2 separate regions of the Homo sapiens genome follow, and region 1 is linked to region 2. A link is a contact called in ENCODE Hi-C or POLR2A ChIA-PET data. All regions are on one chromosome and are shown on one strand. The core of a region is the stretch at or near the end of the contact, and the rest is flanking DNA. Distances in the headings are between cores, read along the strand shown. Region 1 overlaps CDC42BPB (CDC42 binding protein kinase beta). Region 2 overlaps TRAF3 (TNF receptor associated factor 3).

Region 1 (5,294 bases), core at 2,060-4,559, 160 kb before region 2:
TCTGCCTCCTGGCTTCATGCCATTCTCCTGCCTCAGCCTCCCGAGTAGCTGGGACCACAGGTGCCCGCCACCAGGCCAGCTAATTTTTTGTATTTTTAGTAGAGATGGGGTTTCACCGTGTTAGCCAGGATGGTCTTGATCTCCTGACCTCGTGATCCGCCCATCTCAGCCTCCCAAAGTGCTGGGATTACAGGCGTGAGCCACCGCGCCTGGCCAAGTTTTGCTTCTTAAACTGTGCAGTGCCTTAGCACCTATGCTGAGGTTTGATCTAAGCTCTCCTTGGCTGGGGAACTGTGCCTTTTGGTTCACTGAGGAAAAATCAAACAAGGAAACGCCCTGTGTCACATCCCAGCAGCAGGTGTGCTCTGCCCACAGCAAACCTACTGGACACCACTACAAAGCGAGATGGCCTTTGCTGTGCAGGGCGTGCATTTTCCAGTGTGCAGACGTGAAAGAAGGCAAATCAGTACTTTAGGGAAATAGCCCCCCTCTCGCAGCACCATCCCCATGAGTGAGTCTCACCAGAGGGATAGGGGAGGAGAGCAGCCCCTGCAAGGCTCGTCCCATCGTGCCCGGAGCTCCCAGTTTATCTCAGTACAGACCCTGGATCCAGGCCTCACCAGCCAAAGTCAATTTACCACAGGCCAGGATGGGACAGAGAGTTTGTTTATTTTGTTTGAGATAGGGTCTTGCTCTGTCGCCCAGGCTGGAGTGTGCTGGCATGATCACAGCTCACTGCAGCCTCCACCACCCAGGCTCAGGTGACCCTTCTTCCTCAGCCTCCTGAGTAGTTGTGACTACAGGCATGTGCCACCACGCCCGGCTAATTTTTTTTATTATTTGTAGAAATGGGGTGTCACTATGTTGCCCAGACTGATCTTGAACTCCTGGGCTCAAGCAACCCTCCCGCCCCAGCCTCCCAAGTAGCTGGGACCACAGGCATGCACCACTGTACCTGGCTAGTTGTTTTCTTTTTTTCTTTTTAGTAGAGACAGGGATCTTGCTATGTTGCCCAGGCTAGTCTCAAACTCCTGGGCACAAGTGATTGTCCTGCCTCCACCTTCAAGAGTGCTGGGATTATAGGCATGAGCCACTGTACCTAGTTGAGAAAGCCTTTTAAAAGTAAAAACAGATTGCATTAAGTGATTGCCTGTCTGTCTGCTACCAAGCATTGAGCTGTGCCAGGCATGGGGGCTTTGGAGGTGAGCAGGGCCCAGGCCACACAGAGCCCTTCAGCCATGGCAGGACTTTCCAGAATGCATTTAGGAGGGAGGGAGAGGCACACCAGGGCAGAGAGACGACCAAGGGAAATGAAGGAATGAGAGAGAAAATTGTTTTAACAGAATGGTTTACGGTTATTTTTAGTACTCTTTTTTGCCAAAAACTTAATGCAAAACTCAGTTTTGTGTGAGTTTCAAAGAAGATAACATTGATCGCTTTTTGAGCTCCTCTGATTGAAGGGAGCCTGTCCTTTCCATGCGGCCTTTGCTTCTTGGATTCCCTCCTTGGTCTTGTTCCCTTGGAGCCTCAGAGTCCATATCTGTACAAGATGGATTTTAGAAATCCCCCGCAGCTGGGGTCGCTGTGAGGGTGAAGTGGGGGTGCGGATGCGCGGCTCAACACCGTCTCTGGCACGCAGAATGTGCCTGGTGAATGGCAGCTCTCACAGTGACTCTACGATGTGACTGTGTGGTATTTGATGTTAGAAACAGGCAGGTAGATGATACTGCCATTTAAGACCTCTTCAGGCCATGGCTGCTGCAGGCACGGGGACATGCTGGCTGCTTGCCATTGGCAGCCAGAAGGTATGGAAGCCGCTGTCACTGCCAGTGAGTAGCTTACAGGAAGTGCTGAGTTGGAGACTTGGGCCCGTGTGTGAGTGACTTACGTAGGGTGGAATGCACCAGACAATGGTGCAGACATCTTGACGGGTGTTGGTAGTGATGGCAGAGCTTATTCAAGATTTGGTAGAAACTGGAAAGTCCAAGAGGACTTCCTGAAGGAGGTGGCACTTGAATTGTTCTTTAAAGAATGTGGCTGGTGGCCGCGCGCTGAGTGCTGACTGTGCCCCACAGTGTGCTGGGCACATTAACTGTCAGTGCTCATGGGTCCTCATAGGTGTCTCAGGAGTCCGGTCCTGCCATTAACCTCCTGTAGTGGTGGAACCCGAGCCATAAAGGGGTGAATTTGCAGGAGTGAAACTCCGGAGCCCACGTGGCCGGTCCCTTTCTCTGTGAAGAAAAGGTTCTTGATGCAGGAACTGGCACATGCTAGGTGGGAAACTTGGCTTTCGGTCACTGCTGGTTTCACAGGCTCCTGGGCTGTTAGGATTTCACTACAGTTTAGCTCCAGCGTGCTAGCCTTTTGTTCAAGAACCGCATCTTTGTTCAACTCACATTTGCACTGCAGGTTGCTGTTGTCAAAATGAAGAATACTGAACGAATTTATGCAATGAAAATCCTCAACAAGTGGGAGATGCTGAAAAGAGCAGAGGTAAGTATGGAGCTTGAAAAGCCATACAAATGGGGCTTGGGGTGAGCAGAAAGTGACTGTGAAGCCAGCTGGGGAAAAGCTGCAGCCACCCCACAGCCCTGGGCCTCCCTGCCCCCCGGACAGAGCGAGCACTCTCTTTTGAGGAGGTCTCAGTCTCCTCCCTGGCGCCTGCTGCTCCCCGCCTCAGCGACCACTTGCTTGCTGGACACTGTTCCTGAGAGTGCACCCTCGAGAATGTTGGCGGGTCCTGTTTACTGTAAAGGCAAATAAAAAGCATCGGGAGAGTTTCAGCATTGATTGCAGTTCTGCTCCATACACAAAAGGAATTAACACGTTTGGACCCTGCTCACATACAGAATAGGTCTTTAGATTCCCACCTAGAGGATCCTCACGATTAGAAATGAAGTGGACCACTGCCCAGCAGGCTTTGATCAGCTCCTTTTTCTTAGTTCCGTGTCAGTCTTCTTGGTGGCCATTCCATGCCTCTGACCCCACCTCTACAGCCGCGTGCTCTGCCATTGGTCTCCCTCCTGCCTGCCTAAGGCAGGCCAGGCCTGCTGGGGAGCCCACGCTTTTCCTCTCTGGCCATCTTGAGTTTCTGTCCTCACCCGCCCTGTTGTCTTCCCCTCCCCTGCACTCAGAGCCCAGGCCCTTCCTGGCCAGTTGACCTGCTTCCTGCTTCAGATCTGCTCCGTCCATCATGCTCCATCCTCTCCCGTGACTCCCGCCTCTGCCAGAAGGCACTTGGCAGTCCCCTCCTTGCAGGCTGCCATTCATCACAATGGTTTGCTGTGGCCCCGTGTGTCTCTGACCCGCCCTGAGCGAGGCCTGTGCCTGGCAGCGCTGCGGTGGCTCTAGGCTGCTCAGCCCTGCGGTCAGCGCTTGCTTCTGGAGTTGAACCTCTCGACGTGGCCACCTCCTCATTTTGGGAAGTCCTTCTTGGGTTTCTAGACCCTCTCCTCTTACTCCTCTCACCCTTCTAGTAATTTGAGGTGACGCTTTCCTCTTTGGTCCTGGAATTTGTGCCTGTGCTGCCCATGATGGTTGCCACCTTGGGCCGACAACAGTACAACCATCGATTCGGGCCAGATCTCTCTGGGGCCCTGGGTTTTATTAACTTGGTGGGTGTTATCGGTTCCTCGTGACTCAGTCATTCTGGCTTTTCCCTCCCCCGCTCTGCACCCATTTCCCCTTTCCCTGCTATGGCACCCAGCACAAGGTCTCACAACCATTTGTTGCTCACTGAACGCGTGTTGGTTGACAGAGTTAGCACCATTTTGTAGTTACCCTGGTCTCAAAATGTCGGTGGCCTGTGATTGCTTCGGCCCCCTGGGTCTCCCAGCTTCTGGGGTGTACACGGTCTCCCTTCCTTCTTTGGGAGAAGCCTTTGCTCTCTTTTCCTCCATCTTCACTCAGTCATCTCACTGTGTGCTTCCGCTGGGCCTGCCCTCAGCCCCAGCAGCCCTTTCCCCGCCCCAAACAGTGGCAAACACAGGAATGTTATTGGAGCAAATTTTTAGGGGAAAAAGTAGCTACTGTTACATGAAAGTGTAGAGAGGTATCAGGTGTTTGGTATTTACCTAAATGTCATGGTGGATGAGTACATTTAAAAAGAGTAAATATTGCTGATTTAATTTGAATCTGGTGACACAGATCCAGTTTAATTGGCATGCTCAGAAAAGCTCAAGAATGTTTGCCAGTCGCGGTGATTATACTAGAGTATATGTGTGTAAGAGATATAAAAATAAATATGGTGCTAGTTGCAAATAATTTATCTTTTTATTTTTATATCATAGACTTATTTTAAGCATTAAATTTTATAATACTGATTTATAAAAAATTTTCTTAAAAGCATGAATTAAGAGGTTGGTCAGTAGAAGAGTTGCTAAGCAGTGTAGTTTATAATTTTTCTACCAGGCAAGGTCTTTATTTCATCTTACTTGGTTAAAAAATACTAAAAGTTTCTCTCTCTGCTCCTTAAACAAAACTGCTGGATAATACATAAGTTTCCTGTCAGCAGGTCACCTTGCAGGCAGTCCCCAGTTTAAGAATGGGTTTTTCCTAAATGCTCTGGGCAGCTAGCTGCCAGGCAGAGCTTCAGGGAGCGTCTCCTGGAGGCGTTGGCACAGGTGCCGCAGATCCTCGGGGCAGCCCCGGCCTCCTGAGCCCACGGTCTCACCTCACCTGGGACTCAGCACTCCATCACCATTTCTTTTTGGGGGCGCGTTCTGGAAGACAGGAGGTCAGGCACACTGAGGCTCAGGTTTTCTTTAGTTGTCCCTTCACCAGGCCCTTGTGGCTGAGGTGGCTGTTGGCAGAGGGGTTGTGATGATTCCAGAATTGCTGGTCTCTGCATGTCTGGACATTAGCAAGCTGAATGTTGACCGCTTGTCATGTTGTCATTAGTAGAACTGGGACACAGCTGCAACAGCCATCTTTTTTTTTTTTTTTTTTTTGAGACGTCTCTCCCTGTCGCCCAGGCTGGAGTGCAATGGCACGATCTTGGCTCACTGCGACCTCGGTCTCCTGCGTTCAAACGATTCTCTGCCTCAGCCTCCCGAGTAGCTGGGATTACAGGCACCCGCCACCACGCCTAGCTAATTTTTGTACTTTTAGTAGAGACGGGGTTTCACCATGTTGGCCAAGCTGGTCTTGAACTCCTGACCTCGCGATCCGTCTGCCTCAGCCTCCCAAAGTGCTGGGATTACACGCGTGAGCCACCGTGTGCAGCCAACCATTTCATTTTGAAAGAAAAACTTTTTTTTTCTTGTTTTAGAGACAGGGTCTCACTCTGTTACTCT
Region 2 (5,146 bases), core at 386-2,885:
GCCCGGCCCTGTGATGGTAAATTCTAATCTGTGACCATATCTGGTCCGTTCACACTGAGCTGTGGACAGGCAGGAATCCCGTGTCTTCCACACACAGACCTATCACCAGAAGTGGCAAGAAATAAGTGAGATTGCATATTTGGAAGGATTGTAAAAACCTTTGATTAGATTTCTTGATTTAAACATAAATACCTTTACTTCACTTGCTTATATATGGGTATAAAAATAGTTAAGTTCTATTTTTATCCTAAAATTTAGATATGACAATTATAAGTTAATGGCAATTCTACAATATTTATAATAATTATTGTGCTGATAAAGAAAAATTATGCAAATTCAGTTAAATGCATTAAAGATGGTATTTGAGGCAACTTTTAGTAACTTGCCAATTAATGTTTGGCATCCTGATTTGGGGGAGCAGCTTGCAGGTTCCAATGCCCAGATGCTGGACACATGCGCCTCTGGTTAGCACGGCAATCATACACATGCTGGGAATCTGAGGCCACTGCCTATTTAATAGCCCACTGCCTATCCTCACTGAGCATCAGGTTTGAGAAGATGTTTGCTTCCACACAGAGAGAAATGTACTGCTGAATGGCAACAACAGATCCACTAAGCAAAGACAGTGCTAAGAAAATTACAATGAAGGGAATTGTGTGACTAAAAAATGGCACCTATGCCAGTGCACTTTGAGCTAAGGAAGGGCCAAGACCAGAAACTACCAGGAGCGCAGCATCTGGCACTCTGAGCGCTGTAACTTTTTTTTTTTTTTTTTTTTTTTTAGACGGAGTCTCACTCTATCGCCCAGGCTGGAGTGCAGTGGCGCAATCTTGGTTCAATCCTACGCCTCCCAGGTTCAAACGATTCTCCTGCCTCAGCCTCCTGAGTAGCTGGGATTACAGGTGTGTGCCACCATGCCCAACTATTTGTATTTTTAGTAGAGACAGGGTTTCACCATGTTGGCCAGGCTGGTATTGAACTCCTGACCTCAAGTGATTCACCCATCTCGGCCTCCCAAAGTGCTGGGATTACAGGTGTGAGCCAGCACGCTCGGCCTGCAATTCTTATTCTGCAGTCTTCTTTAAGCAGAATTTTTACTCTATTACTTTACTTACTGTTTGCTACAGTCTTAGACATGAATTTACTGTATTTTGAGGTCTTGTTTTTAGCTAAATGAAAGGCATCTCTAATTATTTAAGAAAATTCTTTCATAAAAGTTTAGTTTGTAGTCAGCTACTCAGGAAGGCCCTCACTCACAGCTGAGGCATATCCATACCTAGTACAGCAAAGAGGTGGACTGGATTCCTTTCACTTTCTTCTATGCCTCCATTACCCTAATGATTTGTTTTATGTTCCCCAGTTCCATGATTTTAGTTGAGTTACACTGTAATTAGAATTTAAAAACTGGAAACAAAAGTACATCTGCTGACAAAAGGGTGCTCCAAGAGCTGGAAAGCCCGGGGAAAACCAAAAAAGGGAAGCATCAGATAAACAAAGCAAAAGGCTCCTGCCGCAAGAAAGCACAAAACACGACACACATGGAGAAAAGCAGCTCAACATCAAGCCCAGCAGGGCAATTAAAGGTATCGTCCAAGTGATGCCAATAAAGGGAGAAGGGCAAAGATCACGAACAGACAGGTGTGCCCTGCTGATAAGAAAGCTTTCTGAAAATCCACATTCATGCAAACATTTCAGCATACTGACTCTGTTCCTGGTACCTGATGCCAAATGTTCCACTGCGGGAGAGGGCCCACAGTCAGCATCCTGGGCAAGTAACAGGAGGCTGGATTCTTACCAGACAGGCAGGCAGAACACAGTCACACATGAAAAGCCCCCTTAGGACAGGGAGGGAGAGACACACAGACCAAGTGACTCAGGCAGACTCCTAGGAAAGAACCTGATTAAATCACAGTATAACACATGGTCTTAAAGCCTTTGAGAAAACAATAGTTATTTGGGGCCCAGCATTGTCAGTATCCCTTGGTTCATAAGAGTTAGGATTTTTAAAAAGTATTCATTCAATCCTTATTATATGCAAAGACACTGTGCCTCTTTTGGCCCACGACCAGAGTCCTGCCATCTGGACAGGAAGCAGCGAGAGGAGCCAAGGGCTCAGTCCACTCGATATGCAACCAAGTGCAGGCAGCACTTCTCCAGATGGAGGCTTCCCCTAGGTCACGCCTGCCACATGGGGCTGGAGCCCCGGGGCTGTATAAGGGGCAGAAGTTGCAAATGTGATAAGGTTCATCTTCCTGGAGTGTCAACTGTATTTGAAGACGTGAAAAGCATAAAACATGGCCATATTGAGAAGCAGATTATAATGTTTCGATCAATTGTTAGAATAAAACATGAGATTTCAAAAAACACTAGATCTGCCAGGCGCCATGGCTTAAGCTTGCAGCATACTTTGGGAGGCGGAGGTGGGAGGACTGCTTGAGGCCAGGAGTTCAAAACCAGCCTGGGCAACATAGCAAGACCCCATGATTTTTAAATAAAAAAGACAAAAGGAAAAAACAACAACAACAACACTGGATCTCACATCAGTGCAGATGTGTGCCTCCTGGTGAGGGCATCACGCACCTCTGAAGTACCTGTGCTGAAAGGCTGAGCCAGAAAGCGATCGAGCCTCTATATCCACCCACAGGCAGAAGAACATGTCCAGTGGAAACAGCAAAGGCCAGAATGAGGGAACTTCTGACTACTGAACAATCAGCCTGGATTTTCCAACAAATAAAATGCAAGGAAAAAAGGGATGGGGAAAAGTATTCTATTGATTAAGAGACTTAACAGACCTATCAGTTAACTGCAATTATTTGGACGCTGCTTCAAACAAACTAAAAATACCAGAGACTATTGGAGAAAATTGAATGGTACTATTATGAGATCATGATTATAAATGAAATTTAAACAGCAGTTTTCTTGACACTTTTCAATTTATCAAAAATAGCTATGTATTAAATCTCACTTTGGATGCAAACATTTCAAACTTCTTATACTTATTTTTAACATTCTAACATATGAAAGATTATTATTATGTTTTAAAGGGACAGGGTCTTGGTCTATGGCCAGCCTGGGCAGCAGTGGCATGATCCTAGCTCACTGCAGCCTGGAACTCCTGGGCTCAAGTGATCCGCCTGCCTCAGCCTCCCATGTAGCTGGGACTACAGGCACACACCACCACCCCCAGTTAATTATTTTATTTTTTTAGACAGAGTTTCACTGTGTTGCCCAGGCTGGTATCGAACTCTTGGGCTCAAGAGATCCTCCCACCTCAGCCACTCAATCACAAGTTAGAGACTGAAACACAGAGTAATTTCTTTTCTTTCAAACTCCTAGAGAAAGATGTTAAGGAGCAAATAGTTCTTGTATCAAAAAATGCAATACTCCATGAGGCAGGTCACACCCCCAGGCTGCCTGTGCCTTCCTTGCAGTGGGGAACCTTCTAGGGAAGGGTAGGGCCGAGAGATTTTGGAAAGTAGGCCTTGGACAAAGAGATGCAGGCCACTACTCTTGGTTTTCCAACTTATTCACTCATTCCTGGGCCATGAGGTATGACGTCTATTATTTTCAGTTTAATACTGGTTTGAAAAAAAATGAAAAATAAAAATAAGGTCAGACACAAACCAAACCAAAGTGCCATGTATATAGAAAGTCAAATACATCTGCTGAAGAATGAAATTGCTAAAGCCAAAAATGAATATGTTCAGGATGTTTTAAAATTTAATTACTTGATTTTTATGCAAGATGAAAAAGTAACAGCTGAAGAAAGAAATCTACACAAATTAAGTTTTTTAGTGGCATACCTGTGTGTCATATGTTTTAAGGAGATATATGGAAGCTTGATCAGGAAGGAAGGACTTCAATAAAAAAAGGAGCAAAGCAACGCCAACCTTATCCTTCTTTAATTACTGTAGTGGAGTCCCTTACCCAGAAAATAATAATAGTTGGTCAATTCTCACCTGGAAAATTTTTAGAGCTTTTAAAAATGAAATTTCAAGGCCAGGCGCAGTGGCTCATGTTGTAATCCCAGCACTTTGGGAGGTCGAGGAGGGTGGATTGCCTGAGGTCAGGAGTTCGAGACCAGCCGGGCCAATATGGTAAAACGCCATCTCTACCAAAAATACAAGAATTAGCTGGGCGTGGTGGCACACACCTGTAATCCCAGCTACTTGGGAGGCTAAGGCAGGAGAATAGTTTGAACCCAGGAGGCGGAGGCTGCAGTGAGCTGAGATCATGCACACCACTGCACTCCAGTCTGGGCGACAGAGCGAGACTCCATCTCAAATAAATAAAAATGAAATTTCAAAAGGTAAATTTCTATAATATGAATAAATTTAAGATAAAACATGATTAACTACTGTATATGCATGTGCTTTGGGGATTTTCCACATTTTTTTAATGGAACATGCACTATAAAATCTGATTATTTTAAAACTGCTTTTACTATGAGGTATTACTTACTTATAGAAAAGCATAGAAAACATATGTATACCGTTTCATGAAGTTATTACATAAATACCAGTCCAACTACCACCAAGGGATGGAGCATTGCCAGAACTCCAGAAAGGCTGGGTGCCTCTATCTGACCCCAAAACCCTTCCACCACATACGTAAGTAAGTACTAGCTTTAACAAAATGATTTTGTTTGATTTGTTGACGCAGCATCTTGCTCTGTCACCCAGGCTGGAGTGCAGTGGTGCAACCACAACTCACGGCAGCCTCGACCTCCCAAACTCAGGCAATTCTCCCATCTTAGCCTCCCAAGTAGCTGGGACCACAGGAGGATGCCACCGTGTCCGGAAAATTTTTTTTTTTTTTTTTTTTTTTTTTTTAAGAAGCTGGATCTCCCTGTGTTGCCTAGACTGGTCTGGAACTCCTGGGCTCAAGTGATCCTCCCATCTCAGCCTCCCAAAGTGCTGGGATTACAGGCATGAGCTACTGTGCTTTAACTTTTATGGTTTATCATTTCCAAACTTTTCTTTAGAGATTTATCACCTAGGTGTGCAGCCCTACCAAACATAACTTATATAAAAACCAGAAGCAGATGAAAATAACAAAATCATACTACATATATTCTTGTCTTGCTTTTTTCTTTGCCTTTTTTGTTGTTGCTGTGTCTGTAGTTTATTTTCATTGCTGTGTAATA

What was found. A loop is a pair of places that touch in the nucleus more often than their neighbours do. ChIA-PET counts read pairs that join two places held with the same protein, here RNA polymerase II (POLR2A).
Region 1: a map of CD8-positive, alpha-beta T cell shows a loop between it and region 2 (5-fold over the local background). The contact joins two enhancer-like sites. A Hi-C loop is called at or near these places in 1 of 168 maps with a recorded cell type or tissue (CD8-positive, alpha-beta T cell). POLR2A ChIA-PET finds 5 or more read pairs at or near these places in 3 of 52 experiments (H1, MCF 10A and activated CD4-positive, alpha-beta T cell).

The regions. Positions count from the first base shown.
Region 1 is chr14:103,005,671-103,010,964 of GRCh38, reverse strand. It overlaps CDC42BPB (CDC42 binding protein kinase beta), which reads left to right. Exons shown (of 37, transcript NM_006035.4): 3 at 2,410-2,493. Among named protein-coding and RNA genes, the nearest start is that of CDC42BPB, 49 kb to the left of the region's middle. RefSeq lists an enhancer at 1,699-1,993 and a silencer at 1,699-1,993. Within about 2 kb of position 3,309, at least 5 of the 41 ENCODE cell types and tissues checked have a DNase peak (open chromatin) inside an H3K27ac peak, as active enhancers do.
Region 2 is chr14:102,846,325-102,851,470 of GRCh38, reverse strand. All of the region lies in intron 2 of TRAF3 (TNF receptor associated factor 3), which reads right to left. Among named protein-coding and RNA genes, the nearest start is that of TRAF3, 71 kb to the right of the region's middle. Within about 2 kb of position 1,635, at least 15 of the 41 ENCODE cell types and tissues checked have a DNase peak (open chromatin) inside an H3K27ac peak, as active enhancers do.